Linked DNA regions of Mus musculus: regions 2 and 3 are each linked to region 1. A link is a loop called in an ENCODE intact Hi-C map of the cell type or tissue named here. Cell type or tissue: left cerebral cortex. All regions are shown on one strand. Links, peaks and the distances in the headings refer to the core of each region. The heading gives the core; the rest is flanking DNA. Region 1 overlaps Gm31279 (a long non-coding RNA gene). Region 2 overlaps Osbpl3 (oxysterol binding protein-like 3). Region 3 overlaps Osbpl3 (oxysterol binding protein-like 3).

Region 1 (10,497 bases), core at 729-8,728:
ATGTTTTGCTAAAGCAAGAACACGAAAGGATTCTTCACTAAGGACACACACATGTATTGGCTCCTCTTACATTGTGTTGCTGAGCTCCACTTATGGTGACACCATAGAGAAAAACTCCGTAAAGAACTTCTCATGAGGTTCCTGTGGCTTCTTGCAACTTCCATGGACTTGGGCAGATTGGCAGGGTGATGTCAGCTAATAGACTCATGTGGAGTTTTGATAAGACAGACTCATGTGGTGAGGCAAGACTGGTGGGAGGACAGAGTATAAATACGACTCCACAGACAGTGGCAGGAGGCTTGCATAGCTAGCTTTGCAACTTTTAGTTCATCTCACATCTTCTTCACTGATCTTCACTTCATTGAGAGAGGCATGGCAGAGAACTTCTCTTGGCATCCCTGCTGGTCTAGGTCACTCCTGTTGTCAATTTGGCAGAGGCCTGGCTGTTTCTGCTGGGTCATGCCACTGCTGCTAGTTCATGTTCACTACCTTGACGCTACTGAACTGGACTGCTGGAATATTCATGAAGTGTTTGCCAGTGGATCAAGTTGCTGCTGCTGCTGTTGCTGCTGCTGCTGATTCCTGTGAACTGAACTGCTGATTTCCTGACAACACAGGATTTGCTCCAAAGAACAATTTTCTAGACAGGTCCGCTTCCCCCTGTATCCTAATAGCTGTTCTTTTCCACTACCTCTGGTGTTTGGTGGGCTGGAAGGAATGTTAGGCATTTAAGAACCCTTATTAAAGGAGGGTTTAAAAAGTCAAAGCAGCATAGAACCTTTATTTGATGTATTTACAAGATGACTAGGACTAAAATCTTCAGGGCAGATCATCCATGGTGAAACACTGATGACTGTTTAAGAGTTACCAACATGGACCCCTGTCCCTCGAAAAAAAATGTCCTGTCCTGGTTTGGAACTCTGCCAGCAAGGAGATGATTACCAGATACCGTCTCCTGACTTTGGGTCCTCTTTCCTTTATAATACACCCAGTCTGTGGACTTGCGCTATCAGCCACAAGAAACAGGCTAGGACAGTGAACAATGCCTGAATCTACTAACTGACTGCTTTCTCTTGCCCATCCTAACTCAGGATGTTAAAAGCACTTGCAGTGCAGTACATCTCCATTCGTGTTGATTTTATTCTTGAAATGCCCACGTATTCTTTCTTTCTTCTCCATCTCCTTGCCGACGCCCCAGTCCAGGTCTTTAGCCTGGTTGTCTGTTTCTCCCTTGTCTCTTGCCGGGATTCCTGGCTCTGGATGTTTAACACGTCACACACTGCTCCCCTTCCTTAATCATTCCTTCTTTTGCTTCAGCAAGTGGTGTCTTAGGAACACAGAAACTAGAAGATGAAGGCTCAGATTCACCTGGCCCATCACCCATTCCTTCCCAGTGTAAGAGCCAGAACCCTCAAAAGCACCCCAGTATCTGGTTCATAGACCTTTACCATCACATCAGAGCAGTTCCAACCTTCCCTCTTTGTTTATTCTTCTGGGGTCATTTTGCTTGACTGAAGTTCACAACCAGACAGAAACTAAAGACTCACTTTCTAGACATGGACTCTTTTTTTTGTTTTGTTTTGTTTTGTTTTGTTTTGTTTTCCAAGACAGGGTAGCTCTGTGTAGCCCTGGCTGTCCTGAAACTCACTCTGTAGACCAGGCTGGCCTCAAACTTAGAAATCGGCCTGCCTCTGCCTCCCAAGTGCTGGGATTTAAGGAGTGAGCCACCACCGCCCGAAGCGACATGAACTCTTCTTGGTAGAAAATGTCAGGGCCAGATTTTCACTTCCAAACCAGTTGATTCAAATAGTAGTGGGAGAAGAGCAATCCAGGAAGGCTGCCAGGCATGGGTGAACTCCCTGCAGGTACGAAAAGCATTCAGCACTGAGCTGGGAGGAGACGGAGGTGCCATTTCAGAACATGAGTAGGGACATTCATTTCAGTTCATGGTCGCAGGGGGTTCAGTCTATAACGGTGGGAAGAAAGCAGCAGAGCGGGATTTACATCTGGGCAGACCAGGGACTGGAGATGGGGATACTGTACTGAGCTGACATGCTTCTCTTCGGGGGCAGAGTGCAGCCACGGCCAGGTCCACTCACCCCAGGGACGGTCTTTCTCCCCGAGTTCATCCACTCCTATAACAGCGAGAGGTGGAGAGGAGTGCCTCCCGCTACTGATGGACTCTAAATCCAGCCAGGCAAAGAGTGAGAGCTAAATGCCATGGTCTCTTTGCTTTCCGCCTTGTCTATTTTTAGTTACAGGCAGCATGGAAATTACAAGAAATCGCATTTCTGGCTTTCCTTTTACAGTTTTATCTAAATGAAGGATTTGTAGTTTCCAACCTTGACAGTAGGAACGGGGGTGGCGGGGGCGGGAGGTGGAGTGGGGCGGGCGGTGGCAGCCCACGCTCTGTAACCAAATAGAGCAGTCTCCAAATCTGCTTTGTTCTAAATTGTGAAAAAATCTGTCTGGTGAAAACCAAAAGCAGACACAGGTCGGTCGGGTTCTGACCGGAATGTGGCTAAGGCGTTGTCCTTTCCTGGCCAATCATATTCTTTTATGGAGCTCCTGGTTTATAATTATTTTCCTTCAAGTCATTAGAAGGGTTAAGATGATAAGTTTTATATTTTATCACAATTTTTAGAAAACAGTCACACCAGACAAGAAATTTTACTTCTGGGTTTCCTGTTCAAAGATGCATAAAATATTCCAGAATATCTGGGTCAGAAGTCTTGAAGTCACCTAGTACCCGGGTTATCAAGCGCTCACTTCCCGTTTCTTAGTCATACTTTAGATTTAAGACAAGGTAAAAGCTATATAAAAACAAAGACTATGTAAAACAAGAATAGCCGGTAAGAAGCGGAGCCAGGGAAATGGCTCAGTGGGTAAAGAACTTGCCTTCCAAGCCCAGTGACCAGAGTCAGGAGTCCCCGGAACCTAAGAAAAAGCCAGGTGTCATAATGAGCACTTGGGTTCTCAGGACTTCAACTCAAGGTGGGAGACAGAGACGGAGACAGAGCCGGAGAAATGGCTCAGAAATGCGTGGGCAAGCTCAGCTAGAAGCAGGCAGGCAGGCAAGGCCTCACCTCAAAAATGAGGAGGGAGCAAAGCCGCAGCAACTCCTGAACGTGTCCTCTGAGAGGGGAGCATGCGTATCCTGCTCCCCACAACCCCACCTCTTCGTTTTCCTCTAAGATTTTTTTTTCAAAGCTCAAAGCAATAATAATTTTCAAAAGGAGAATGTTTAAAGTATTTTTATGACTTCAAAATTTATTTTTTAAGATTATTTTTTTCAACATAGGATTTAATTATGAGATCAATACAGATGTAAAAATGAAGATATATTCAGGGTGTTACTAATAAGAAAACTAGTAAGGGTCCTTCAATCAGCATTGAGCATGAGGAGGCTAGGAAGCATTTTCACAGCCGAGGAACACTGAAGAGTACTGGGGTAGAAGCATAGATGGTGGGACCCTGACCAGCCCTGGGCAAAAATGGTTTTGTATCAGTAATTTGTTTCTTTCAGTCACCAAATGGCCTCCACAGAACCTGAATGGGAAACCCCTAGAGGGGCTGACTTGGGGGAGGGGGGAGTCTAGAAAATACAGTTTCCAACAAAACACCATTTTTTTCTCTGTATCTGAAGCCGGCTGAGAGGAGACTAACGTAAAAATCCATGCTGGCTTGGGACGGGCTGAGAAGCGGTCTCCTTTAGCAGGCATAGTGGAGGCTCACGCCCTGACTCTGACTCAGGTTTAATTTGTCTCAGAATCCAACTGTGAGGCTGATTTGCGAGTGCCACCCACGGATCTCCCAATCCCATAATAGTCCCATAGGAGCGATGACCTTTTCTGGTATTTTCATTATTACGTCAGGGCAGAAACATTTTTTTTTCAGCTACACAAATTTCCCCTTTTATTAGTTTTGAATATTTTCATCTAGTTACACAATTCATTCTTTTCAGGACTTTTGTTTTGTTATTTTAAATATTGAGAACTTAATCTGTCCCTCACCAATTAAACTGTCTGAGTTACTGTATCAGGGAATCTCTCCAGGACCTCACGACCCTCTGTAGCATTAAGCTATAGGAAGAAAAAAAAATCAAAATTAACCACAGTTCTCTTTATGGATCTTAAGAGAGGTTGTAAACTACAAGACAACAGGAATCCCTAGGACCAAGTGCCTTTTCCTGTGGCAAGACTTTGGCCACAGTCCCTTCTGAGACTTGTCTGACTTTACATAACAAAGGAATTGTGACAGCCCAAGTTCAGAAACTCAGGTGGGAACTCAGCCTTCCAAACCCACAGAAGAGAATTAAATTATTAAATGTGACTCTGAGAACCCACTTTCCCCATTGGAAAATACCATCTTTGCCTATATGAAGAGACACCCTCTGACACACACACGCACACGCACACTAGAAGGGGGTCAGCCTTGGATTCTGTGGTGTAGAAGGGAATGTGCGGCCAGAAGGAACTTATTACCTAGTGCCATTCACCTCACTACCACAAGGTGTCGCTGTTGAATCCTAGCAATCCATTCTACTTTGCACCTTTCTGTCCTTTTCCTATTTTAGATTTTTTTTTTTTAAGGGATGGATTGAAGAACAAAAATTAAATCTAAAATTCTGTTGCCAAATGTCATGCTATAATAGGTCATAGTTCACAGGAGAGGCTTAAGCATCGAGTTGCTGCCATCTGGCTCTGCTCCCTCTGGACTGTACCCGCAGGGTTCTCACTCCAGGTGCTCTGAAGCAAGCACATGGGCACAGACACGTGTCCTAAATCCCAAGAGCTTTGACACACTGGGATGTTTGTTTTGAAGTGTGTATTCTCTAGCACCATTGTTTCTTTCTGTTTTAGAGAATCATTCTTAGCAGCAGCCACGCTGCCCTATCGCCCCTTTGCAGAGAGGCCCCTTCACACGGCCTGTCTCACTTCTAGAATCTGTCTGATTTCTCTACTTCCTGCAAGCACTGATCTGATATACTCATTGTCTCCCCTTCCTTGCCTCCATTTTCTTCCTAGTCAGTCTTGTTGCCGAAGTGTTCTCTGCAAACACTGCTTGCCAGACCCGTGGAACAGCTGAACTGCCCTCTCTCACCTGGGTTGTAACGCCTTCCCTCAGGTGCAACGCTCTTGTCTCCCAGTCGCACTCTTCTGGTTTTAACCTCTGGCCTTCCAGAGAGGTTAAACCTCTGGCCTTCCTCTCTAGGCATGTCAGCTCCTCTTGTGGTTAGCTTTAATTGTCAAATTGATACAATTGTATCACTGTAGTAATCCCTTGGGAAGAGAGTCTCAATGAGGGATTGTCCACATTGGCTTGGCCCACGGGCATGTCTGTGGGGATTTTCTTAATTAGGTTAATTGAAGGCCCAGCCCACTGCGGTGTCGGCATTCCCTATGGAAGGGGTCCGGAACTGTATTATGAGGAGAGAAATGAAGTTGAGCGTAAGCAGGCAAGCAAATCAGTACGGAGGCTCTCATCGCCCTCTGCTTTTGATGTGGGTGTGATGCGACCCACTGTCTCAAGCTCATGTCACTGAGACTTCAGTGCAGTGACGCATTGTCACCTGTAATTGTGAACTGAAATAAATTCCTTCCTCCCCTAAGTTGCTTTCTGTCAGCAGCAACAGAAATGAAACTAGAATAAGGTAACGTAATATGGCCCTACGACTTACTGCACTATCAGCATACACTGCCCCCAGATTCTTTCTGCCACTCCAGCATCTGTGTCTGGCTGACTTTTGACACCTCCGATTTCTCATCAAAAGTGTCTCAACCTTCACAAATCAGCACCCGATTCTTCATTTTTCTCTTCACTCTACTCAACCCTCATCCATTTCAGACTGGTGTTTTTGTTTTGTTTTTAGGCATTTTTTATTAGATATTTTCTTCATTTACATTTCAAATGCTATCCCCAAAGCCCCCTATACATCCCCCGCCCTGCTCCCCAACCCTCCCACTCCTGCTTCCTGGCCCAGGCATTCCCCTGTACTGGGGCATATGATCTTTGCAATACCAAGGGCCTCTCCTCCCATTGATAGCTGACTAGGCCATCCTCTGCTACATATGCAGCTAGAGACACAGCTCTGGGGGTACTGGTTAGTTCATATTGTTGTTCTTCTTATATGGTCGCAGACCCCTTTAGCTCCTTGGGTACTTTCTCTAGCTCCTTCATTAGGGGCCCTCTGTTCCAACCAATAGATGACTGTGAGCATCCACTTCTGTATTTGCCAGGCATTGGCATAGCCTCACAAGAGAGAGCTATATCAGGGTCTTGTCAGTAAAATCTTTCTTGCATATGCAATAGTGTCTGGGTTTGGCGGTTGTATATGGGTTGGATCCCCGGGTGGGGCAGTCACTGGATGGTCTTTCCTTCCATCTCAGCTCCAAACTTTGTCTCTATAACTCTTTCCATGGGCATTTTCTAAGAAGGAGCAAAGTATCCACACTTTGGTCTTCCTTCTCTTGAGTTTCATGTGCTTTGCAAATTGTATCTTGGATATTCTAAGTTTCTGGGCTAATATCCACTTATCAGTGAGTGCATATCATGTGTGTTCTTTTGTGATTGGATTACCTCAGACTGGTGTTTTTATGCACCCCATTTCCTCAGGCCAGGCCCTAATGAATCATCACAGATTCTTTGCTCTCAAAATCATCTGAGAACCCAGTTAATTCTCTACTGCTCAGCCTCCTGAGTGCTGGGATCCCATCCAAGTGTATCATTAACAGAGCATTTCTCTCTATCTCCATGATCACACCTTGTAATAACATAGTTTTCATTGTTATAATGAAACATCAAAAGCAGGCTAGTTATGAAGAAAAAAGGATTTATTTAGCCAAAATCCAAACAGCTCAGTGTGGCGGTGTGCTTTCGGGACTGGGTCCCCGGGTAGCATTGTGTGCGGTCTATCGCAGCTGCAGGATTGCTTGAGGGAAGAAGAGTTCACCTTTGGAACTAGAAACCAGAGAGACCGGGAGGGTCCAGCAGGCCATCGGAACAAAGCCCTTTCAAGCACTATTCAGAGAACACGGAGCAACAAGACTGGGAAGAAAACGGAGGCAAGCAAGTAGAGACCGTGAATATATCAGAGCAGTGTTTGCAGTAAGTAGAGAAATCAGACAGAATCTAGAACTGAGGGGAAAAAAAGAGACATCTAATCCTTCTGAGTTCCTGCCCCAGCTGACCTAGGCACCTCCCACTACACTTACCTCCCCAAACTTCCACCTCAAGGACCCAGTCCTGAGGCATGAACTGTGGGGAACAGGTCACATCCAAACCTCCACCTCCACGGAGCAGGTCGGCAAGGTCTTAGCCATTGAGGTGGGCTCACTGCTTTGACCCTGGACCACCATTTGCAATCTATTCTTCACACGCTAAACAAAATATACATTTACCAAAGTAGCAAAATAAGTCAGATCAAGCCACCATGCCCTGCTCAGAACATTCGGCTGACTTCACTTCTGCATCCTGAAGATGATCTCCAGATGGCTCTCTAAGGCCTGCCCAGCCTTAGGGACCCAGCTCTCTGAGACCTCTCCTACTTTAACCTTTTCAGCACTGAAACCTGCTCACTCCACCCCACTTCTTTCAATGGCTACTCCCTTGGTTTGGAATCCTCCCTTCTCCTGGGGTTGGCACAAAGATGGTTTTGCTCTGCTTCGGTTTTCCTTACTGGACCCACCACCTCCTGCCCTTAGGTTGTCAGCATATTTATTGTTTGGTTCCAGGAGGGCAGGACTTCAATGAGTACAGTCCCCCCAGCACTCGGACATATAGTGGATGGGCGCTCCATGGTTACTGAATGAGGGAAAGAAAGGGGGCATGTGTCTTTTTTGAAGACAGGGGACAGATCACTGGGACTGAATTTAAAGCTTTGTTGGAACATTTTGACCTGTGTTGGTATTTCAGAGGGTTAAAAAGTACCACCTGGTCTTGACCAACCTTGTCCCAGTCACCATCTTGTACTGTGCTACCGTTCACCCCAAAGTAACAGGGCCAAGTGCTCCTGGGCTGGGGGCTGCGGAGCCATGAGCCCATCCTCCTTCTCAGTTTATTCACTCAGGCATCTTGTCACAGCAACAGAGGCCGATTGACACAGCTTCTAATCTTCTCACGGCTGACAGTGCCAACAACAAATCAACAACAGTGGCAGGACCAAAACTTCATTTAAATCTATTGCATCTCAATTTTCAGTTTTTTTTTTTAAACTTATTTTCTTAGGACTTTGTAGCAGTATTCTTAGTGTTGCCAAACTTACTGAGGATCTGTGACTACCATGTCGGTGAGCTTCCAAGATGTTTTCTGGGAGCAAATTGATCCCAATAAAAGACTCTCACCAACCCACAAAGGGCTTCTTCATGCAGTCACATTGGCATATGAGTCAGCTGATAGCCTCTGTGTAGCCAGGTCACGCGGTCTGGGATGACTTAGGATGTTGGATGGTAATCCTTAGTCTGACAATATTTCTGCCTGCCACAGAAAAGGCTTCGCTGATCACAGACCACCGCTCAGCTCACGGTCTCAGGCCCATCACTGGGTCACTTTGAGAAAGGGGTCTCTGTCTCTTTAACTCGGGTGTATAGGTGACACAACTAACTGCCCTTCTGTGACACAACTGCTTAGGTATAAATCCATATAAACATAGTCATTTCCTCCAAGATAACCCCTCATGGGTGAGGCAGCTGGGTCCACAGGAATGCTCTAGGATATCCTGGGGAGTCGTGCCTTTTCTTGACTACCCATTGTTGGGTTAAAAGGGGGAGATCTTTGTCGTCCTCCTCGGTCTCAAAAGCAACCCCCATTTCTAATGAAAAGGTGTCATAGTCTTTGGGAGAGAAGGACTTTCTCACATGATCATCAGGGTTTCAGGTCACATCAAGTATGTGAAAACATGATGACAAATGGACAAACTTGCCCCTTAAAGAGAAAGTGTTGATCATCGGTCGCAAACATGCACTGCGAAGTGCGCTAATGCACACTAATTTACTGTGAAGTGCACTAATGCACACTAATTCACTGTGAAGTGCACTAATGCACACTAATTTACTGTGAAGTGCACTAATGCACACTAATTCACTGTGAAGTTCACTAATGCACACTAATTCACTGTGAAGTGCACTAATGCACACTAATTCACTGTGAAGTTCACTAATGCACACTAATTCACTGTGAAGTGCACTAATGCACACTAATTCATGTGAAGAGCACTAATGCACACTAATTCACCCCTAGCCAACAAACAGCCAAAAGTAACAACTGTGTCTGGCTTGATCCTTTGGAAGACAAGTGACTCACAATGCATGTGGACCACTTAGATTATGTGCCGATAACCAATACTTTTTAAATGAACATAGGCTAAAACTCTCTTGAGAACAGTTGCATACCAGGAGGTGGGATGATTTGTGAGGCTCTTCCCCAGAAGGAACTCAGCTCTGCGGAAAGGTCAAGGCAAAGCCACAGATGACCTTGTGAGGGGTTGGGGTGATTAAAGGTGAAGGCAGAGGTTTATCCTGCCTTCAGAGCCTACATGGAGCCCTTCCTGCCCACGTGTTGTGAGGACACCTCCCTGCACCTTTCTCAGTGCAGTGCCACTTTAAAGACATAAGATAACACTTTAAGGGGAGGAGGGACTGATGTTAACAGATTTGATGGTGGCTTATTTATGGTGCAAGCTCTTAAAACCACCAACGGCCATTTCCTTTAGCACACTACCAGTTTAAATCACTCGTATTTACTTAGAGTACTCTGCCATTGCTTCTTGTTTTTCTTCACAGTGCTCTGCAACTGATGACTTCAGGTGGGATGGATTTAAAATCTTCAGGGGAAGATTTTCAAGAACGCAACATCACATGGTAGCGTTATATTGTGACCTCCCTTTTCTTCTGAGGCCAGGCTTACAGCTGCTGGTCTTCTGGAAACAGTGGTTAGGATATAGCCCTTAACTAAGACTTGCTCCACTCCAGAGAGAAAGCTGAGAAAAACATTTTCCTAAAGCTACCCTCTGACTATGATGTCTGGGGTAGAAGGAGACCAAAGAGGTCCTGGAATCCACATTTCTGCTAAGTCTTATGTGGTGACAATTTGGGAGTTTTGGGTTTTTTAAGAAACACAGAAATGTTGTAAGAATATGTTTTCATTTTAATCCCAGGTGTGCGACATGGGGCTGCTTCAGACTGTCCACAGCAGTTGACTATTATTTAACTCATGCTGTAGTAGGAGTATGATTTTGCTAGCTGCAGATAGTTTCAACAATTATGTGATATTTGGAATTCTGGGGACTTTTCAGAGGATATATAAATATTAGAACCCTGCTATTGGTTGGGAGGCTGTTGGTTAGTTGGTTGGTTGGTTGATTGGTTGGTTGCTGGTTAGTTGTTGATGACTGTTGGTCATGGTTTGTTAAGTAGTTGTATGCAAAGAAGAAACAACAATAAAAAGAAATTAAATATCTTTTTAAAAAAGATTTATTTATTTATTTATTTATTTATTATA
Region 2 (10,497 bases), core at 1,742-9,741, 120 kb after region 1:
TGCTCTGGTCTCTCCCACAGGATCCACTGTGGTCTGACCCAGAGTACTGGGGACAGAGAGAGGGCAGATTCTCAGCTTGAACACAGCCAGTGTGAGCCACGGGTGTGGTGCTGTGCTAGGGAAACCATGCAGGGGGTGTAATGGGTGGAATCATAAGTCTCTGGGCTCTGCCACAGCCGGGTTGGGGGGGGCGGGGAGAGGACGATAAGGAATTAGTGGGGTACCGAGACCTAGTGGGGGCAGCTTTCAGAAAGCCTACACGTTATCTGGATGTTTCTTATAGCTTCAGGTTGACATTTTCTTTGGGACTACACAGATGACAGCCCTCCGAACAGGCAGCATCATAGCTGAGTTCAGAAAGAGCAACCGTGCTGCCTAGCTCCGTGAGCTCCGGCGTGCACAGCCAGCTCGCAGGACAGGTCTGTACCATAGTTGTGAATAGGAGTAGTTTGTTGTTGTTAGTTACGTTTTACTTAAGCTCATTTAATGACCAAGTCTGCTATGCCCCAACACAAGGTTCTGCTGGGCCTTTAATCTTTCTTGATGAGGATGCTCCTCCCATATGGAGGAATATTAGTGAGCCAGGCTGAGCTCATGATATAAAGCATGAGATGCATGCCATGCCACCCCTTTAAAGTTTAAAGAAAACAATGCTGGGTGCTTCCAGCTTCTAAAGTTTCAGAAAAGAGACTGAAACCTTGCACCAAAGAGGAAGCAAAATGTTTGTACCAGAGAAACCCAGAAACTCTTGTGCTTTCTGTCCAACAAACAAACAAACGGGTCCACTCTTCAATGATGGTGTGGAGAGGTTGGGCCTGGCTTATGGTTTTTTTTTTTTTTTTTTTTTCTGCTCATAGAAGGTAGTGTGGTTACATAGCAGCCTCCTGGAGCAAAGCCTATTTCTTCTGGCTGCATTGCATGTTATGTAGAAAGCCTCTGTCTCCTGGGAAAGACAGGGCAGATACTGACTATGAAACCTTGTGCTGGATTTCAAGTTGGAAGGAAAGGGAGGAAGGAAAAGTTGAGTCACATTTGTGTAGAACTTTGAATGATATCATTACATAGTTTGCCTTTTAAATTTATTTTAAGTTAAATTTTTAGAAATTTGTAGAGTGTTGGAAATCAAGCCAGGGTCTTGGGTATGCTAAGTATCCATTCTACCACTGGTAATATCCCTGAATGAAAAAATAAAAAGGAAAGGATATGATGGTTGCTAGGTATGGTGGAAGAGAAAGCTTATTATAGACATCTGGGAGAGCACAGCCAGAGGCAGACGTGTCTGGGAGAGTCCAGAGTAGACAGGACCTAGAACCATGCATTTGAGGCGGGGAGGGGCAAGGAGGGGTGAGAGAGGGGAAGAAGCAGATGGAGCAGCCAGGAGCCCCAAAAGAGAGGAGATGAAAATGGTTGAATTATATAGGGAAGAGCATCTGGGAGAAGGAAGCCAGCTTCCCTTCTCCCTGGGATGGAGAAGTATAGATGGAAAGGCCAGGTAACCAAAATGGGTGAATTATATAGGGAAGGGCATCTGGGAGAAGGGAAGCCGAGCCCCTGGGATGGAAAAGTTTCGATAGGGGACAGAGTATGCCAGCAAGGACGGTCCCTTGACAGGTGGGAACTGAGGGGAGCAGGGAGAACCTGGTCCCCTTTCATATGCTAATGGGCACCTCAGCCATTTGTCCCAGGTTTGAAACCTAACAATCCCTAGGTCAAGACTTTATTTTATACATCATTTACCTTTAAGTTTGTGAAGAATCCCACGTTGTGATGTATTATATGCCAAATAACTGAATGTGTTATTTTAGGCTATATTAGTGATCTCTTCACCCAGAGGCAGTTGTGCACACATGGAGTCTCTGCTGGAGGCTGAGGAAATGCAAAGGAGAGAAGATGAACTGAAGGAAAGGCATGGGTGACTTCTGAAGATAGTTTGCCACCAAGTGGTTCAGTGGCTGGATGTGGTGGCCCATCTCCTGAGGGGTTGGGAGAGCTGGCTCTGCATCACAGCAGAAAGCCATGAGAAATGCCATGAGTGGGCAAGACAGGCTGGAGCTATTGCAGTTTTCTGGGCTAAAGCAATCACTGTGCCCTGAACCAGGCAGGAAGCCAGGATAGAACAAAGCAAATAAATACCACTGGCAGAGACACGAGAGGCATCTCGGAGGCAACGAATTTCCTCCTGTGTGTCTTTTATTTCTCATGGACACAGCTCAACTAGGAAGGAGGAGGAGGACTGGGGGAGGAGGCGTTGCCTAGAAATAGAGGCTGGGTTTTCTAGGGTTTACAACCTGCTGTCTGCCTGTTGCCAGAGAGTCTCTGCCTATTCCATTATTATTCTCCCTAAGGAAGGGGTGAGAAGATTGGTGTGGGAAGAGTTCCAGCTGCCCCTGCCTGCCTTCATCCCCTCGGTGGCTGTTCTCTGATGTGACCTGCTGGGACGTGACTTGTTCATCTCCTTGATGGGTACCACATTTTCCTCCTCTGAATGTCTCTTTTGTATCTCTAGTTCAAATGCAGCCCGGCTGTATACTGCTGTCCCTGAATTCACTCTTTACCTGATTTTTGACTCCTTTATCAACAGTTGATTTTTTTTAAGGTTTATTTATTTATTATATGTATGTGAGTACACTGTAGCTATCCACACCAGAAGAGGGTATCAGCTCCCATTACAGATAATCTTGAGCCACCATGTGGTTGCTGGGAATTGAACTTAGGACCTCTGGATGAGCAGCCAGTGCTCTTAACCGCTGAGCCATCTCTCCACCCCTCCTTGCCAGCATTTTAACATCTTTTTGCAGATTCCAGGTTCCCAGACTCTCATCTTCAAAAGTACAAGTTTCTTTCCGATCTCCTTCTCAACCTCGGCATGTATCTTTGTTTCTTTTTCTCTAGATGCAGAGTTACTAGGAGAAGCCATCCAAGCTTTGCTTGTACCATCCCAGCCTGTAGAGCTGCTACCATCTTTGGAACTCTCAGTGACTGGACTGGGATACTACATTCTAAATCTCCAGTCTCCCAGGGCTTCCCTCCTGTGTGAATGGCTTTGGATGCAAGTATCAGAAAACCCATGAAGAAGTCTGGAAGCTTTCAAGCGTCCCAGTGGCTCCATTCATTGTCTTAAAGGGGCAAATGTATTACTCAGGCTTTGGCCCCTGTGTGCTGTTCCTCCAAACATTGCCTAGAGGCTCATTAGCCAGGGTTTTATGTTAGGAGCTTGCCTAAGCTTATCTATGGTAAGAGGCTTGGGCTTACCTCAGAGGTTTAGAATCTTCCATTTACAGCCTGGGGTTGAGAGTGAACTCAGGCTCCATACAAGCATGTAGCTCTCCAGTATAATGGGAACATACATATAAACACACACACACACACACACACACATGTATATGTGTACATACATACATATACATATATACATGTAGTTCCAGTGACTCTCTGTATAGTGGGAATGATGGTGTCCATGAGAGTGACTGCTAGGCTGGTTGCAGAGGCTTTCACAGCCCCTACTCCCCTGAAGCCTTTTGCTCTTTGATTTATTTGAACAGTGTGTTTCATTTCCTGCAGTAATTTTGCTCCTCTCTTTCTCTTAGGCTTTGCCTTCCCTGTTATGTGGCCCTCACTGGCCCTTCTTGTTCTGCACTGACCTTGGTCATCCTAATGATTCCTATGATTTCATCTGATAGCTCTCAGCTCAGGATTCTGAAATCCGCCTCTTGCACCCCTCATCCTTATTCTTATGTTTGGCATCTTGTTGAATCAGTTCACTTATAATGACAATTAATAATTCTCATGTTTCCCGCTCTCCCTAAAGTATGGGACTTTTCATTTTCCTCTTTCATTACTGCACTTGTTATTTCAAAACATAGATACTTCAGTAACAAACAAACAGCTTATTCAGTTTTTCTTACAGCTAGGTACTGTCATATGACTAAAGCTGGCACATGCATATGCCTATGTGTATGTGTGTACCTGAGTGCATGGATATGCATGATGAACATGCAAAAGAGAGGGGTGGGAGAGAGAGAGAGAGAGAGAGAGAGAGAGAGAGAGAGAGAGAGAGAGAGAGAGAATGAATCACCGAGACAGAGACAGACTGACTTAGCAGCCACCCAGAAGTCTAATAAAAAGACAGCTGTTTAGCTGAGAGCCTATCCTTACTGGTTTTCTTTTCCCTTCATCTTGTCTTAAAATGGAAGATGACAACATTTTAGAAGCTGTTTTGGACCTTGTAGAAGTCTTGGAATCCAGGGTAGAAGGAAGGATGCTGGGTACTTTATGCCCAAAGAGTGGACCAGTCAATTTTGGAAAGACTTTCTGTAGCTTTTTATGTAACAGGTGGTCTAATTCAGGTCTCATTCAGGATGCTATAGCAAATTATCCCAAACTGGGCAGTTTATAAACAGCAGAAGTCTATCATTCATCATTTTGGAGGCTGATAGTCCACTGTCAAGGTGTTTCAGGTTTGGTGTGTGTTGAAGGCTTTGTGCCTCACAGATGGTCTTTCCTCTGTCTCGGGGCAGACATCAGGCAGGACTGCATACTGGGACCCTTTAAAATCAGGCTAATCGTGCTCTAGACTAATTACTGCTCAGAGGTCTTACCTAATCCCTCACTGTGGTGACTAGGTGTCATCCTGTGTGACCACGGGGGTGGGGGTGGGGGTGGGTAAGAATGGAGGACACAGACACTCAGGTCAAGGCAGCAGCTAAGCTCTACCCTCTGCCAATTTCAGCCAGATACATCTCAAAGCTGTTTCTGCTCTGTTGCCTAAGCAGAACATAGCTCTGTAGTTCCCTCTCAACGTTTCATGGGATATACTTTGGGGAAAAATAAACCAAGCAAACTATTCAATATCTACAGGTTTGTTCACACTAAATAGTGTGGCTGTTGGAAGCAGGGGCGACGTGCAAAGTGGAGAAAGCTCATGTTTTCTTAGTGGAACTATCATTTGGTTCCACTACAGACAGTGCCTGCAGGCACCAGCGCTGCGAGGCTGAAGGGCTGCGGAAGACAGGGTGGTAGGTTAGAGATTCTTGGCAGTTAAGTAGCTGGTGGGAGCCAGTAGCACTGTGGATGCAGCACTCAAACTAGATACGTAGAGTGCCGCAAAGGTGTGTGGGTGTGTCATATGTACGTTTTGTTTGCAGCTGCATTGTTTGAACACGAAACGGGAAGCAATATAAATGTCTGGGTGGATAGATATCTGTATATTTCACCAGTACAATTCTGTAGAACAGCTCAAAGGAAACAACCAGGATTACATGTGACATATGGGCAAGACTGAAGAATAATGTACAGAAAAATAAGTTGTTGATTATTGTCTTAGTTAGGGTTTTACTGCTGTGAACAGACACCATGACCAAGGCAAGTCTTATAAAAACAACATTTAATTGGGGCTGGCTTACAGGTTCAGAGGTTCAGTCCATTATCATCAAAGAGAGAGCATGGCAGTATCCAGGCAGGCATGACGCAGGAGGAGCAGAGAGTTCTATGTCTTCATCCAAAGGCTGCTAGTGGAAGACTGACTTCCAGGCAACTAGGGTGAGGATCTTATACCCACACCCACAGTGACACACCCATTCCGACCAGGTCACACCTATTCCAACAAGGCCACACCTTCATATGGTGCCACTCCCTGGTCCAAGGATATACAAACCATCACAATTATGTATAACATGAAGTCATTAGCTAAAATGAAAATGATTCACAGATGCCCTACCAAAGGCCTCTCTAACGTCCACTAGATATGCTCTTAGGAGCTCAGCTATTTATCTCCTCTTCCATTCTTTCTATTCAACTTGCTTTTCACCTTAGTACCAGTCTGGTTTCCTGCTGCATGTGGGTCAGGACTGACTGACATCAATGGCATTCAACATGTTTGCCAGAGTCATCTTTCTGAGCCTATGTCTACCCTGTCTTCAGCAGCCCCACCCCTCCCCGCCGTCCCCTGCAGCCCTGCTGCCTGCAGGCCCTGTCCCTAGCTGGAATGACTGTTCTTCACCTTGTCTTTTTTTGTTCACCTGGCAGAAGTCTGCATAGAAATCTTCAAAGCCCAGAGCTGGGGTTGTTTTTTGGGTCAAAAGTGGACATTTACTTTCCCATGGATGTGCGGACTTCATTCTCGCAGGAGGGGCAAGAAGGTGGCTCGCTGGCCTGCAGCTTGACCTTGTTAAGGGCAGTGGTCTTAGGGGCATCTTAAGGCCTCGAGGCTCTTTGCCAGATTATTGTGCACTGTGGAGGCCACTAGAGGTTGCATTGGAGACCGTCTTCATTTCTTACAGGCTGTGAATCATTCCTAACTAAACAGTTTTCTTTTCCTGTCTGGGATCAGGTTGAGGAGGACTTTTCAAACTTAATTTTTGAGGAAAACAAACAGGTTTGGATCCCTTAGTCATGAAGTTGGTTGTATTTTAGGGAGCAGTGGAGATAATCCTGCTGATGACTCCTCTGCCAGGAGGAACCTCAGAATGAATTAGGTAGAGACAAAGGGATTGCTTTTAGGAGACTGTGCTGGCCCCATGCAGTGGATTAACCCCAGTTCTAGGCAGGTACTCAAAACCGAGCTATCACCTAGTCCCTTCCTTACAGTTTATAGATTTGGCAAAGTGTCTCACTTCACTGCCCTGGCCCTCACATCCCTCTGTAGCCCAAGCAAGCTTTGAACATGGGGTCCTCATGCTGAAGCCTCCCCAGTAGCAGGGATGTAGGCCTGGCTGCCACGCCCTCTCCTCCCTCCCTTCTCCTGTCTTTCCCCTCTGCTTTACTTATGCTATTTCTGTTCATTGCAAGATAAACATCAGAGAACATAAAATAAAATTTACAGAGGAAAATTAAATGTCAGTGTTTGTAGGGGGTGAGGGCACCCCCAAATACAGCAGTGCCTTGCATGGAAAAGGGGTCCAACAAATTTTCCAACAAAACCTAACCTCTATATTATGTTAATCGATCATTGCCATTCTTTTTAAATTCAGGCAGAATGGTAACTTTATTGTCTAAATTTTATTTTACTGTAGATACAAGGGAGAGTGCAGCCAGAGGCAGAAACATCTGGGGAGTCTGAATCAAACAAGTGAAGCCATGTGAGGAGAGGGGAAAGTATTGCTGACCAAGAAGGGTGGCCCAGGCCAGGAGACCAGTGTAACCAAAATGGTTGAGTTATATAGGGGCCAGAGAAGCTGGGGAGGGGAGTTCCGCCCAATAGCTGGGCTGGAGAGTTCAGAGTATGGGGAGGGTGTGCCAGCCAAGAGGGCCCTTTAACAGCTAGAGACTGAGGGATGCTGGAAGAAACAGGCAGCCAGCATTCTCTTTGATATGTTAATGGGCACCTTAGGCATTTGTCCTGGGTTTGAGACCTAACAGTTATGAATATGTAATTATTTTAAATAAAAAAATCTCTTATGCCTGTTTTAGTATTTTACTGTGTATTATACAGCCTGTGGTGTAAATGCACCATCCACTGTCAATCATTTAATGACTTTTTTGTACCTATTTTATTTTTTTTAACTACCACAAGCCACTTGACCATATTTTTCAAAGAGGTCTAAAGAGAGAACAGACTACTCTAAGGTCTTTGTGATCGTCCTCCAGTGGCTATACACAATTTTGAAGACCATGTGTTACATGGAATGAACCTGTACAACAGAGCTAAAGTCAGAAAAGTGGCTTTTTATGGATTTCCTCTCTGGATGTTTCAGAAAGTCTAAGTGTTGAATGATGGGCAAGGAATAGACAATGGATGAGAGCTGACTTAGTTCAGCTCGCACCACACTCCATTCCACTGCATTTCAAGGGCGTCAAACACCTGGGAACTACCCACTTAGATGGAGGCTGCCTGGAAAACTCAGTTTACAGGCTCCATCTCGAGACGGAGGCCTTCTGAACAGTTAGCCACCCTTCCCTGGTATTGATCTTCGTGATTTCCAACTTAACTTTGAGACCGCTCTGCCCCACTGAGACTATTGAGCGTTTGCGTCCTCCTCAGGGTTGGGAGCAAAGAGGCATGGGTGTTTTCAGTAAAATGCTGTTTTTCATGAGAGTTGTCTTCTGTCTAGGCCCAGCGGGCGCCTTCTTCTCTAGCAGGTGATGAAGGGCTTTGATTTGGTTGGCAAATACTTCACTTCACTCCTGTTCAATGAAAATTCTGTCTTTAATCCAAGGAATTTGATTGTCATTAGAGCTTATGACTCAGACACACAAAAGGGTTTTAATGAAAAGATGACTGCTTTCCAGACACACAGCAAAGGAGACTTACCCTTGCCGGTAAGGTCAGTGTTAAGCATGCTGTGATTATCTGTGGGATTTTCACAATAAACACCTACTAAGATGATTGATGCAGGTGTCTTTCAGATGAGGTCTGTCCTGCAACGTGAGATTCAACTTTCATATCAAAACAACACTCTGGGATGACTTTTTCTCCCGTTACTTCTGATCCTATGTTTGGTTCCAGCTGAGAAAATTACTTTCTCACAGGTTTCCATTTTAAAACTATCACACATTAGGTCTAACTCTGTGGGTGTGCGTGCGTGCGTGCGTGTGTGCGTGCGTGCGTGTGTGTGTGTGTGTGTGTGTATCCTGCAAAGTTTGTCCCATTCTGTTCTTTTCTTTTTCCAAGCTTTGCCTTCCCCATCTTCTCCATGGACTATTTATAGAAAATAAAGCTGGTGTCATGCCAGCAGTTCCACAGTTTATTGTTATAGGGTTTCTATTTATTCTATGCATAATACCCATGAAGATCTTACATAGCTCTGTGTGTGTGTCTGTGAGAGACAGACAGACAGACAGACAGACAGAGACAGAGATAGAGAGACAGAGAGAGAGACAGAGAGAGAGAGAGAGGTGCGCCATGCATGGAACACACACACACACACACACACACACACACACAGGTCAGAGGACGACTAGTGGGACTCCGAGTTCCTTCTCCTTCCACCACGTGTAGCTTGCATGTCTTCATAGGTACCACCTTCACCTCCTGAACCTTCTCACTGGCCCACGGGGCTTTTGTTGTTGATGTTTGTTGTTGCTGTAGTTTTGTTTTCAGGGTTATGCTCTAAAAAACTTACAGTGTTATGGAGTGACTCGTTTTTCTCTGGAATAGCAGTAGAATGGGAAATTTGGTCAACGTTCCAAGCGGTCACACTGTGGGTGAATCTTCTCTGGGAATTAGACTAACCCATGCCTGCCACTGTCCTTGTTCATGTCTGGGAGTTTTGTCCTTTTCGCTTCCTCCTAATTATTCATACACAAAGGAAAATGTTATACACATACAATTATAGCGCAAACGTGGGACCTACTCAGAGTCCAGTGGAGGGAGAAACATTCTTAGGTAGGTGCATGTAGTTGCTTTTGACACTCAAGGGTCTGTTGTTTTTGTCACCAAGATGGTGTTAATGAATTATGAAGCTGAAATGTTTGTTTGACCTTGTCTTTTTGGTGGTCCTCATGGTCTATAACTGGATGTCCCTTCCTGTCCTTGAATTTCCGTTTTAACTTTATGCCATGAGCCTCCCTCTCGCCTGGGCTGCCCTGTGCAGGCATCTGTTGGCTCGGCCTGTTGTCACTCTGTGAGTCATTGCTGGCCTTATTAAACTATTTTGGGCAGCGGCTTGTCCATTCTCCTCCTGTGAACCGTGAAGCCTAGAATTGCTTCGGCAGCATCCTTCGGTCACGTGTGGAATTTGAATGTGAAGGGAAGGCAGCTGACTGGTTACAGCCCGGCATCTCACCTCACCACAGTAGGTCTGTCTGCAGGGGCCACTTTGAGTTTGAAATGTTTCTTTTGTTTTAAAAAGGAATGTCAGAAATGCCATTCTTGTCAAGGCGCGTCTCAAATGCCTGACTCCATCAGCTTGTCAGGTTGGGTTGTTACAACAAAATACCAAAAACTGCGTAGATTAAAAAGAACAGAAGTGTATTTCTCATTGTTCCAAAGACTAGAGAGCCCAAGATTGAAGTGACAGCCAGCATGGCCTCTCCTGAGAGTGTCTTTCTTGATTCCTGGGTCATACCTTTTGGGATTGTCTTTGCCGGGTGGAGCAGGTAGCACTTTGGGGCCCACTTTTTTCAAGCAGGAGGTTATTGATCTCATCCGTAAGAGCTTTGCCTTCCTAACCTAACTGATCCCTTACCCAGCTCCCACTGCCATCAGATTGGTGATGAGATTTTACTTTATGAAAACTAGGGGAGCTAGGCATTGAGACCTCAGCACCCCCTTTCTCCTTGCATTTTTTCTTCACATATTCATGCTCCTCTCATGTGTTGGTGATTGCTCACTCAAGTGTGCAAGCCTATCTCAGGTCCACGGTCCACAGTGTGGCCTTGCCAGGAAAGATAGTGTAGGATTTAGTGATGAGAAGGTGGCCTGCCTTCAGGTCCCATCATGGAGGCAATGATGAAGTCTCATTAAGCTCAGAGACTGGATGTGGGAAGGTGTGCCCAGTCTCACAGTTGCATTCCGGCCTGCGAGAAGACACGCCGGAGCTGGTTGATGATATCCACCGA
Region 3 (10,497 bases), core at 484-8,483, 130 kb after region 1:
TTGCTAATGCTCGTCCTGTTTCCCATTAAAGGGTCCTCTTGCTTAGGTAGGGCCCGCCTGGATAGTCTGAAACAGTCTTCCCATGTCCAGGGATTATCATTACCATGCTTGCCAGGTCCCTTTTGCCATTTAAGATGGATGGTTGTGGGTCTAGGGATTGGACCCACACGTCTTTGGTGCTACTAGTCTGCAGACTAAAGACAGGAACTTGCTTCACAATCCAGAATTCTCAAATTCTATCTCCTTCCATTCTGACTTTTTTTTTTCAAATTCAGTCACACATTGCAGTTTATTCTCGCACACTTTTCTAGCCAGACACTTCCTTTCCCTGGTGTCTCACAGGAGGAGACCCTTCAGAGAAGGCTTGTTACAGAAATGAGGCTCTGACTGCATCCCCGTGACTACAGACGAGGCATCTCACCTTCATGTGAAGGGGCGATGGTGGGGGAATGGACATCTGGGGGCAGTGTCTTCACACAGCTCTTTTTCTGTCTCTGAACACATCCTTCCTGTGAGAATGTTAAGTAATTTTTGGAGCTAAAAAAAAAAAAGACATCTCCATATTCAGCCATACTTGAATTTGGCATTTGGACTGGAGGGAAGTTTTTGTTTTTTTGTTTCCAGATATTGGTTTTGTTTGAAATATTGTCAGTGAAATCTCACTGGCGAATTCAGCTCATGAACATGAACAGGTCCTTCATTTAAACCCAGGGTCCAGAGACTGGTAGAGTGGCATAGGTCTGTAGTTAGCTACAGAGAGAGTGAAGCAGGAGGATTGTGCATTCTAGGCTAGCCTGGGCAACACAGAGAGATGGCATTTCAGAGTCAGTAAACAGACCTGGGTCCTTTAAACCTTAGAGACATCACCAGACCTTCAGGGGACCGACCTAACTTAATGATCACTTTTCTGGAGGGAATGTACCTTGACTGTCATTGGATCTTCAAGAAGGAGAGATCTGAGAAAGGCTAATGATCACCTGGGTTGGCAGCAGGTAGATTATCTTCCATCTTCCCTTGGGTAAAGGTCCCTGGAAGTATATTCATATTTCTTTTTAGTACGGAATCTTTTAGCCAGCGAGGTGAGTTTCCTCGTTCCTGTGAAATGGACTTCCCACCGAAGCCCATGTCTTTGCTGTCAGTGGTAGAAGAAGGCTTATTCAGTTTCTGCTGGCATAGTGTGAGCTCTCTCTAGATATGGGGAGCCTTTGCTCAGTGAATTCTGAATTTTGGATAGGCAATGTATGATTTGTGTGTTTAGACAGGAATTGAAGATAAAAAATAAATGTCAAGGTTTCCTCTCCACTGTCCCCAAACACCAGATGTTTTAGTCGATTTTTTTTCTTTAGTAAGTACTTCTTTGCAACTTAAAAAAAAAAAAAAAAACAAAGCACCCTCATTTGTTTTGCTGTGCATCTGTTCCCAGCTTTGGTCACCTCTGACCCAGCTCTCCTACTCCTTATGGTTCTTTGTAAAGAGCGCATGGCTCCTGCCCTCCTCCTCCAACTCTGCCTGTTCCATTAACCTCACCTTTCCTTATGGGAACCAAGAGACAGACATGGCTTCTGGCATTTGCTTAGAAGCTGGTAGGGTTACCTCATATACGCAGCAGCACAGGTTGAGACCGGGGTCACTCTGTGCAGCTTAAGGCTTCAGAAGGAAAATACAAATGGCCAGAAGTGCGTGTTTATGCATTTTCACCGAGAACGTCTAAGAAGTAGGTGTAATTTGAAATTAAGCTCGGATGACCACCACAGAGCAGGGGTCAGCAATGCGGCCTGAAGACCCAAGCAGAGGAGCATCAAATGAGGCTTCTTTCTAGATGCACGTGTATTGGGGGAGTTAGTTCTTCTTCATTGACTAGGGTGTATACCAACTCTCTCGGAAAACCACAGCCGTCATGCAGAACATTGCTGGCCTACGAAAGGACTCCGACGCTCTTAGCAAAACTGATTCATAACAAGAACTTCAGTACTCTTTGGTCCAGCTTACCTATTTATTTTATACTTATTTACTGATGAGGGGGCATGCTGGTGGCAAGGTGTGCATGTGGAGGTGAGGGGACAACTTAGTTCTCTTGTTCAACCATGTGGGGTTTGGGGAATCCAACTCAGGTCATCTGGCTTCGTAGCAGGCACTCTCCCAACTGAGCCATTTAGATGGCTCTTTACTTAATTATTTATCACTAATAGGAAAAATAAATGAGATGAGATAGTTTGTTTTTCTGACACCCGAGGGCTCTTTGGTGAGAAGGTTGGTTACGACAATCAACCCCCTAGCTCCTGACCCATTGTTCATTATACCTAATTTGCCCAGTATCCTAAGGATGCGGGTTTCTTCGTGAGGAGGAACAAAATGGAATTCATGCTTTAAACTTTGAAATTTCATAAATTAAACTCATGGAAGTTTACATACTCCTGCACACGACTGACTGAAGCCTGGCATCCCACGTGTTGACCTTGGTCATGAGAGCATAAAGTGGAGAAGCCACTTTGGAACATAAGTTGCAGTCAGTAGAGTTAAACATACCCAGTGGCCTACACATTTGCCCCAGAGAAGGGCCTTTATGCAAATGTTCATGGCAGGTTAATGTTGATAATCCAGCCTTCATTTGTTTGTTCATCAGCCCAGATCAGATAAATTGCACTGGTATCCACTGAGCCATGGGAATAAGGAACTGGGAATCTGAATGACACTTACTGGAAGCTGGACCCAAGCTTTGTACATTGTGCTGTCCCAGGGCTAAGGAGTCCTAGGACAAGTCACACGATGGCAGTAACAGAGGACTCGGGTGTGGAGCTGCAGGCACACCGCAGACTGTGAGGGAGGTTTTGAATGAGACGTGTTCCCTCTTTGACAGAAGTGGTGGTTATGTAGGTGGATATAGTTGTTACAAACGCATCAAACTGACACTTAAAAGGAGTGCATTTCAGTATATCGAGTATACCTTAATACAAGTTATTTTAAAAAGAGCAGAGGGCAGGTAAGGCTCTGGAGGGCAAAGCGTTACTGGTCGAAAGCACAAACTACTTTTGTGATCTCAGTGACTCATCTCCGGTCTCCTTTTTTGTCATACTGTGGTCCTTCTGTCATTGTCCCTTGCCACTTGTCTGAGCAGACAGACAGAACTGAGAGCCAGCATGCCGTGAGGAAACTGAAGAGTCCACCCATGCACAAGTTATTTCTGTACCCCTGGGATGTTTTGCCATCTTATGCAGCAATTGTAAGAATCACTTTGAGATCCAGTTATTAATTATTTACTTACCAACTTTTTCACTACATACCTGTATATGCAAATAAAATAATACCCAGAAAATGCCAAGAGCTTTTTTGTTCCCTGGAGGAAGTAGAGAGGGTTTGTAGAAAGAGTAGGTAGAATTTATTGTCATATTCTCAGCCTAAAAAGTCTAAAAATAAGAACATTGGCGATCACAGTTAGTGTTCTGAGTCATAAAATGTAAATCCCGTAAGCCTGGAGCTTAGAAAAATGCTGTTCAGAAACCTCTAAACTGCATATAAAATGTATGTCTGCCTTCTGCCAACTCCCCTGCCAGCTCCTGGCTTCAGAGCTGTCTCTGAAATATCTAGGACTCACTTTGAACATGAGTCCCTGAAGGTGGGACCAAGATGGAGAGAATGGGGCATTGTGTGTCCCCCCCCCCCCCCCCCCCCCCCGCCAAGAGTGCTCCCCTGTCCTGTGCCTCTTGGAACCCGAGACTCATCGTGGAACAGCTAATTGAATAATCATCAGTGCCCATATCTACTCAAATCTTTTTAATCCCTAACTAAGAGAAAACAAAGGTCAGGCCCTTTGCCACACTGCTTTGTATGAAGTGTTATCTACCTTATCAGCACTGCCCTGTGGCTGTGAATAGCTCACTGTAGGCTGTCTCCATGCTGAATACCAAGAAGGCCCTTGTGACAGGGCAGGGAGATGGCTCTAAGTCTAAGAGCAGTTGCTACATACATACACATGCTGGCCTGAGTTTGAATCTCCAGCATCCACCTAAAAATCAGGCCTGGTCCTACACGTACCTGTAACCTTAGTACTACGGGAGGGGGAAAGGGCAAGTTGCAGTGAAAAAGAAAAACCTAATTCCAAGGGAATAAAGCAGGGATCAACAGTGGAGTGGTCCTGATGGTCTCTTCTGGCTTCCATATGTGTGGCTAATACATTCCTGTACACACAAGTGCACACACACAAGATAGTTGATTCCAGTTACTGCAACAGAGAGTGTTCTAGGAGCCCACCCACTAGCCGGTTTTGGCTCGCTCCATCACACCTCTGCAGAAGGCTGGCAAGGGCTCCTTTTAGTTTTTCAAGGACCATCTGAGAGAAGCCTCAGGTAAACCATCTTGCCTCAGAAGTAAGCTGTGAGAGCCCAAGTATCTGTTCACGTCACCCTTTTCCGTGTTTGAAAATGGGTAAAGCAGAGGCCATGGAAGAATGGGAAACTAGTTGCCCTCTTAACTCTACCAGCGTTAAAGCGTGAAGAAGAAAGCCTGCTCGGTCACGCTGTTTTGGAAAACCCATCTCCCTTCCGGTTTCCATCGCTAATCCGGACCCATGACTCTGGTTGCTACAGCTAGAGAAAGAAATAGGCAGTGAAGTGTGCCAGGCAGAGCAGGGAATGCCAGCTGCGTTTTAAGCCCCTAGAAGCTGAGACTGTTCCTGGAGGATTTTTCTCCTCGGTTTAGCATGGAAGGAAAGCTGGCCTTGCTTGTGCTCACTTGTCACCTGTCAGGCTCGCCCACTGGCCATTGAAAGGAAGGTGGACTTTACCATTAAATGAGAAGGACAGCAGGGAAGTGGGGATGCTTCATTCAGTATTGGGGTGTTTACGCTGGAGTTAGGGTGTTTCTTCTGCTCAAGAAAAGACACCAGTCTGCTTTACAGCAAGGAGACATGATCCTCCATGCTCCAAGGATTGGACAATAAGTAACCAAGTCAGGTGTGTACATCCACGTCAACTCAAACCTGCTGGCCTGCACTGCACGGGCTCCTGGGATGTGTCAAAGGGCTCACAGAGAGGAGTAGCTCACTGTGGCTCAGTGAAAATCATACCAGAAAGATTTCTGTCTCAGTAGTGGCTCCTTTAGTCCAACACTGTGTGCATGCAATGGGATTTAAAAATAAAATCCAAACCGTTCCCTCGCGCATGTGTGTGTGCATGTGCGCGTGCGCGTGCGCGTGTGCCTGCCCATGTGCCACACACAGAAACAGAAGAGGGGCACACTCATTCCAGGACAGGCGTGTCAGCAGCTCCAGGTCTCCAGAGCTCTAGAGGATGGGTGCGTGTGGCATCTCAGGGCCTCCTGGCCAAAATCAGGTTGTCCAGTGGCTCCTTTGGGCCTCAGGAGAGCTGATTAGGTTGAAGATAATTGGCATTAACAAAACACTTATAAATGGAGTTAACTCCCTTCTTGCAGAGAGTAAACTTAGCCTTACATGTAAGGGCAGGCATGGAAGAATTGTTTCAAATAGTGTCACCATGTCAAGGTTGGGAAGAAGGGCTACTGAGTGACTGCTGTTTCCAGAGTCAGTAATTCTGCTCAGAAACCCATCCTGGTACTACTGAGCTAGGAAAATCCCAACTTCATAACAACAAATACAAAATCAGATGGGAATCAAGAGTTCATGGTGCAGTCCCAGCCCTTGGGAGGTAGAGGCAAGAGGATCATGACTAGTTCAAGGTCATCTTTGGCTACATAGCAAGCTCAAGGGTCAGCCTGGGCTACATTAGACCCCAGCATCACTCAGTGGTAGAGTGTGTGGTTCGAATGCCTGAGACCCTGGATTCACACTCCAGCAACCCTGTTCCCCATAAAAACCATGTAAGGGTTACAATTTTCACAGTTCTTCAAATTCATTTTATTTTTACGTAATTGGGTATAAAATGTTGAATAAGCTGTTATTGAATATTGAAATTCTGAAATATTGAAAATCCAGACAATAAGAAAGGGGAGGAATGGGGTGTAGCTTCTTTCCATGTCTTTGGATGTTTTCTTGCATCCATTTCTCCTGTCTTGTGTTGTCCTAGTTTGCTTTCTGCTACTGTGATAAAACTCCATCATCAAATGCTGCTTGGGGCGGGGCAGTGTTATTCTGCTTACTCTTGCAGAGGCAGTGCCCGAAGCCTAGACTTCTCACTGGCGCATTCCCCATGGCTTGCTCCCCAGGGCTTGCACATCTTGCTTGTTTATACTTCCCCCCCCCTGCCCCCCAGGATCACGTGTCGTGGTGAGGCACTGCCCACAATGGCCTGAGCACTTACATCAATCATTAATTAAAAAAAAAATGCTTCATAGATTTGCCTACAGGCCAATTTGATGGAGACATTTTCTTAGTTGAAGTTTTCTTTTCCCAGAAGACTCAAGTTTGTGTTGAGTTGACAGAAAACCCCTAAGCAGCACCTGTGTTTTTCGTAGTTCCATGCAGTCGAGGCGCTGTGAAGGGGAAATGGGAAAAGCAGGGTGGGAGGCAGTTGTGCATTGTTAATGTCCTGCCACAAACGTTGATTTTTAGAGGCTTCATTATTTGCTGGATGAGTTAATGTAGTCTGGTCTTTGTTTAACTGGCTGCTGTGTCTGCTCATGGGATTGTATATACACCCTTTCTTCTATTACAAATACGGAGCCAAAGGTAAGACCATGTTTATAAACTCTTGCTAGTGATGGCTCAGCAGGTTCCCTGGATGTTTTGCCAACTCTGTCTGCTCCCATCCTTCTCTTCGCTGGACATTGCCATTTAAAACTGTTTTTCTTTTTCTAAATAGTAACTGAAAGGGGATCAGATATGGGAAGGTTCTCACTGGGATTGTTCAGGGGCAGCTCAGCTCCCAGACAAGCAGCATGAGGGTGTGTGTGTGTGTGTGTGTGTGTGTGTGTGTGTGGCATGACACCCTGGAGATAGAAAGACTAGCAACTTCTCTCCCCTCCTACCAAACCACTCATCCACCCTTGGGTGTCACACATACACACACACACACACACACACACACACACACACACACACACATCACTCTGCCTGTCTGACTGGCTCATTAGGTGGCTCATCTCTCTTTTCGTCCTGACCGTCTCAGTGTACTTCCCTCTCGGCCACTGTCCCTTCCCTACTTTCTCCACACTTGGGTTGTAATAACTACCCCTCAGGTTCCAACAGATATCTAAATCCAGCAATCATGAGAGCCAACTAGGTCCCCATGTCCAGCTCTCAGAATCTGAGGAAGAAAATCTAGTCAACTCAGGGGCTGCCTGTGTCCTGCGGCCACCTAGACAGTAGAGCTATGCAGAGAGTGGGAGACGTTAGGTCAGGGAGAGGCTAGGTGTTAGGGGAGAAGTCTGTCCTGGCTCCATGGACTGGGGCAGCTTTGCTCCCTGCCCTGCCAGGAGAACTCAGGGACACCTGGATCCTTAGTCACCTCCACAGAGACTGGGATGCCTCTTGTTTCTAGGTGAGGATGGTTCGTTTAGTCCTTCCCATCTCCCATGCTCCATACAAGGCAGGGTCTCCTCCCTGTTTTTCTCCTTTTCTAAAACCAGACTTTACCCTAGGCTAATGCCCTGCAGTTCTCCTGGGGTGCTTTGGTCTATTATTCTTTTCGCTCAAAGTGTGGGGTAGAGGAAAGGGGTGAATAGGAAATCCTTGACCTGGAAACTGAAGCCAGGCTGGGGAATTTGGAACAAATATTAGGGTTGGCAGCGAGGCTGTGAGTCAGAAGCAGGTGCTCGGCTGAGAGCATGCCAGACTGAGGCCAGGGTAGAGCTGGTGGCTCACTGGATGAGAGAGACTAGGGGATGGGGGAGAGGCTACCATGACTGCCAAGCGCTCCCCAGCCTTCACTTGGAGTTAGAGAGGATGCATTTGAACTCCTGCATCTTTATAGAAACAAACTCCAAAAGTTCACAGTGTCCCCTGAAAAAAATGTTATGTTCCCCCCCTCACCCCCCATCCTGGTTACTTAGTGATGTGATTCCCTGCTTAGGGAATTGGTCTCTGGTTGAGAAAAATCAGGGCCCCAGGAGGCAGATAAATTTAAGGTGTGGCATGACACCCTGGAGATAGATTGCTGGCCAGGGCAAGCCTCACTTTGGAACACCTGAGTTTGAACTCTACCGAGTAGCACACTGTGGGCTGTCATATCACAGGGGGACTTGGTTGTATCTATGGAACTTCTCATAACATATAGTAGAGCGTGTACAGGTATTGTTTTACCATCAATTTAGGTTGGTTTTAATGTCAGTTTGCCACAAAGTAGAACCACTGAGTAGAGAACCTCACCTGCTTGCATCCATTGATTCAGAAAGTCCCGCCCTTCCCAGTGTGGGCTGCACAGGCTTGTAGCAGATTTAAAAAGGATTTATCAGAAAGATCTTTCCTCTCTATCTCCTGCTAGTCTTTCCCTCTCTCCTGCGTGCCCTTCTTCTTTCTCTGAGTTAACCACTGTTAGGCATTTTATCACAAGAATGAGAAGAGTAACTAAGACACTCAGGTCTAGACCCTGCTGGCAAATTACTGAACAAACACAGACCTTCAAACCTAGAAGTTTGACCTTCTGTGTGAATGTTGTATTTTAAAATCCCATAATGCTAATTCATGTTTCTTCTCATTTCCAGATAGGCTGACCTTAGACCTATGTGGTGGTAGTACAGAGCCAGAGCCCCTGCAGATGAAGGTCCCTTGGGAGGTTTTCTTTTGGGCTCTAGCATGCACTATGCCCGACACTTTTCCCTCCAGCTTAGAGTTCCTGGGACCAGAGAGGGTGTGAGCTCTTTCTGTCTCTTGAAGCTGTGGCCAGAATGCCGCCACTTCTGAGCAGCTGAACCAGAAGGTGTTTTTTCCTCTAAAAGAGGTCTCACCACCTCACTGTTTGAATACATTTCAACAGTTACTCAGGTCTGCCTTGGCCTGAGCCCATGACCACAAGCAGGCAGACATCTGTGAGAAACTGGGCTATAAATAAATGGTTTCAAACAATTGATTCTCAAAAGTTGGAATTATATGCGCTTGCTCTGTTTGTCTTGGGCTTTGGACAGAAGATGATGGGACTTCAGAGCTCATTAAGTTGTGTGTTTACTGACTAGTGAAGGGTTGGTCTGTGCGAATCTGTGTAAATGTGTGTCTATTTTAACCTAGGTGGTGGTATTTCTGAGAATTAGCTGTAACTCCCCGTACCCCGCCCTAATTGTTGGATAACATCACTGCTAAGCATAAAACAGATGCACAAGTCAGAGATCAGCCAGTTGTCTGCAGAGTGGGAGGATGATTTTAATATCGCTTCCGAATTGGGCTTTTAGTCATTCTGTAAGGGTTTTAATTGGGCCCCTGATGGCATGCAAATAGACCTGCAGAATCTAAGCAGGTGCCCCTCCCAAGGCAGAAGAAAGTCTTTGACATCATGGAAACCCCAGATTGCTCCGTGTGACTATCTAGCTGCGTCTCAAGAGAAGGTTGGAGGGTCTCGGGATGACTGTGTTGCCCAGTGATTTGTGTGGGTGTTCTCGTGTGTTGGAGTTGCCCTGACCTTTGGCTGTTGCTGTTTCGTCTTTGCTTCCCACAGACTCCCGGATGGGATAGATTTATTGGGCTTTGTATGGACTGATGTAGGCCATAGGCTTCCGTGTTGATTTGAAGTCCATTCTCTTTTAAGTTAAGCAGGCTCTTTCAAAATAATGTTGGTGGGATTTTTAAAAACGTTCTTGAAGCTCCCAAGGAATGTTAGCAAGGTGTACTTTCTACTTTGGGGGTACTGTGAATTGTGTTGCCATGAATGCTCTGGAATAAGTGGCCATGCTTCTGTGTGACTGAGGATGGGTCTGGGAGCAACAATGCAGGATCATTTGTCACTCCATTTTCAATAGTTTGATGGACCGTCAGATTGCTAAGAAATACAATTCTATGAGAATGTCAGAAAGGTTCCCATTTTTCCATATCCTCCACAAGACTTGTTTCTGGTCAATTCTAAAATATATAAGTTATAGTCCCTTTACAGGGTGGTTACATATTAAGATGTAAGACACTATTTCTTGGTGGGCTTCAGTTATATTCCTTATGGCAGTTGTACTGAGCATTACTTTAGGTGTCTTGCAGCCATTTTTGTGTCTTCGTAGTTATCTCAGTTTTTAAAAGTTGCCCTAATACTGCTGAGTTGTAAACCGCTGAGTTTATATTGATATATTCTGGAAACCAGGACTTTATCAAGCACATGAGCTACAGTTTCCCCATTCTTTGGTTTAGATTCATCTTCTGATGTTATTCTTTGAAAATTTGGTATCTTTAATTTTGATGAAATCTAATTTATTACCTCCCTATATGTTGCTAGTACTTAGGTGTCCTACAGAAGACAGCTTCACCTCACCTGTGGTAGTTTGAATAAGCATTTAGATGCTTAGCCATTAGGGAGTGGCACTATTTGAAAATATTAAAAAGAATTAGGTGTGGCCTTGTTAGAGAAAGAGTGTCATTGTGGGTGAGCTTTGAGGTTTCAGAAGCCCCTGCCA

The links. A loop is a pair of places that touch in the nucleus more often than their neighbours do. Peaks named below come from ENCODE experiments on the same cell type or tissue, not always from the same donor. Only the 100,000 strongest peaks of a DNase experiment are listed, where the experiment ranks them.
Region 2: it touches region 1 in a loop (4-fold over the local background); 3 of 42 quality-filtered maps call a loop at or near these places.
Region 3: a loop joins it to region 1, with 4 times the contacts of the local background. A loop is called at or near these places in 3 of 42 quality-filtered maps.

Annotation. Positions count from the first base shown.
Region 1 is chr6:50,520,905-50,531,401 of GRCm38, reverse strand. All of the region lies in intron 1 of Gm31279 (a long non-coding RNA gene), which reads right to left. Among named protein-coding and RNA genes, the nearest start is that of Gm26289, 14 kb to the left of the region's middle. In left cerebral cortex, for the core only: a CTCF peak has its summit at 4,513 (motif pointing right); DNase peaks (open chromatin) are centred at 2,975, 3,751, 4,505, 4,767 and 2 more places.
Region 2 is chr6:50,404,031-50,414,527 of GRCm38, reverse strand. The region is part of intron 2 of Osbpl3 (oxysterol binding protein-like 3); the gene reads left to right. Among named protein-coding and RNA genes, the nearest start is that of Gm52900, 28 kb to the right of the region's middle. In left cerebral cortex, for the core only: no CTCF peak of the experiment used is centred there; DNase peaks (open chromatin) are centred at 2,183, 5,057, 8,649 and 9,569; H3K27ac peaks cover 762 bases.
Region 3 is chr6:50,392,999-50,403,495 of GRCm38, reverse strand. All of the region lies in intron 2 of Osbpl3 (oxysterol binding protein-like 3), which reads left to right. Among named protein-coding and RNA genes, the nearest start is that of Gm52900, 17 kb to the right of the region's middle. In left cerebral cortex, for the core only: no CTCF peak of the experiment used is centred there; DNase peaks (open chromatin) are centred at 4,685, 5,215, 6,115, 7,672 and 4 more places; H3K27ac peaks cover 4,118 bases.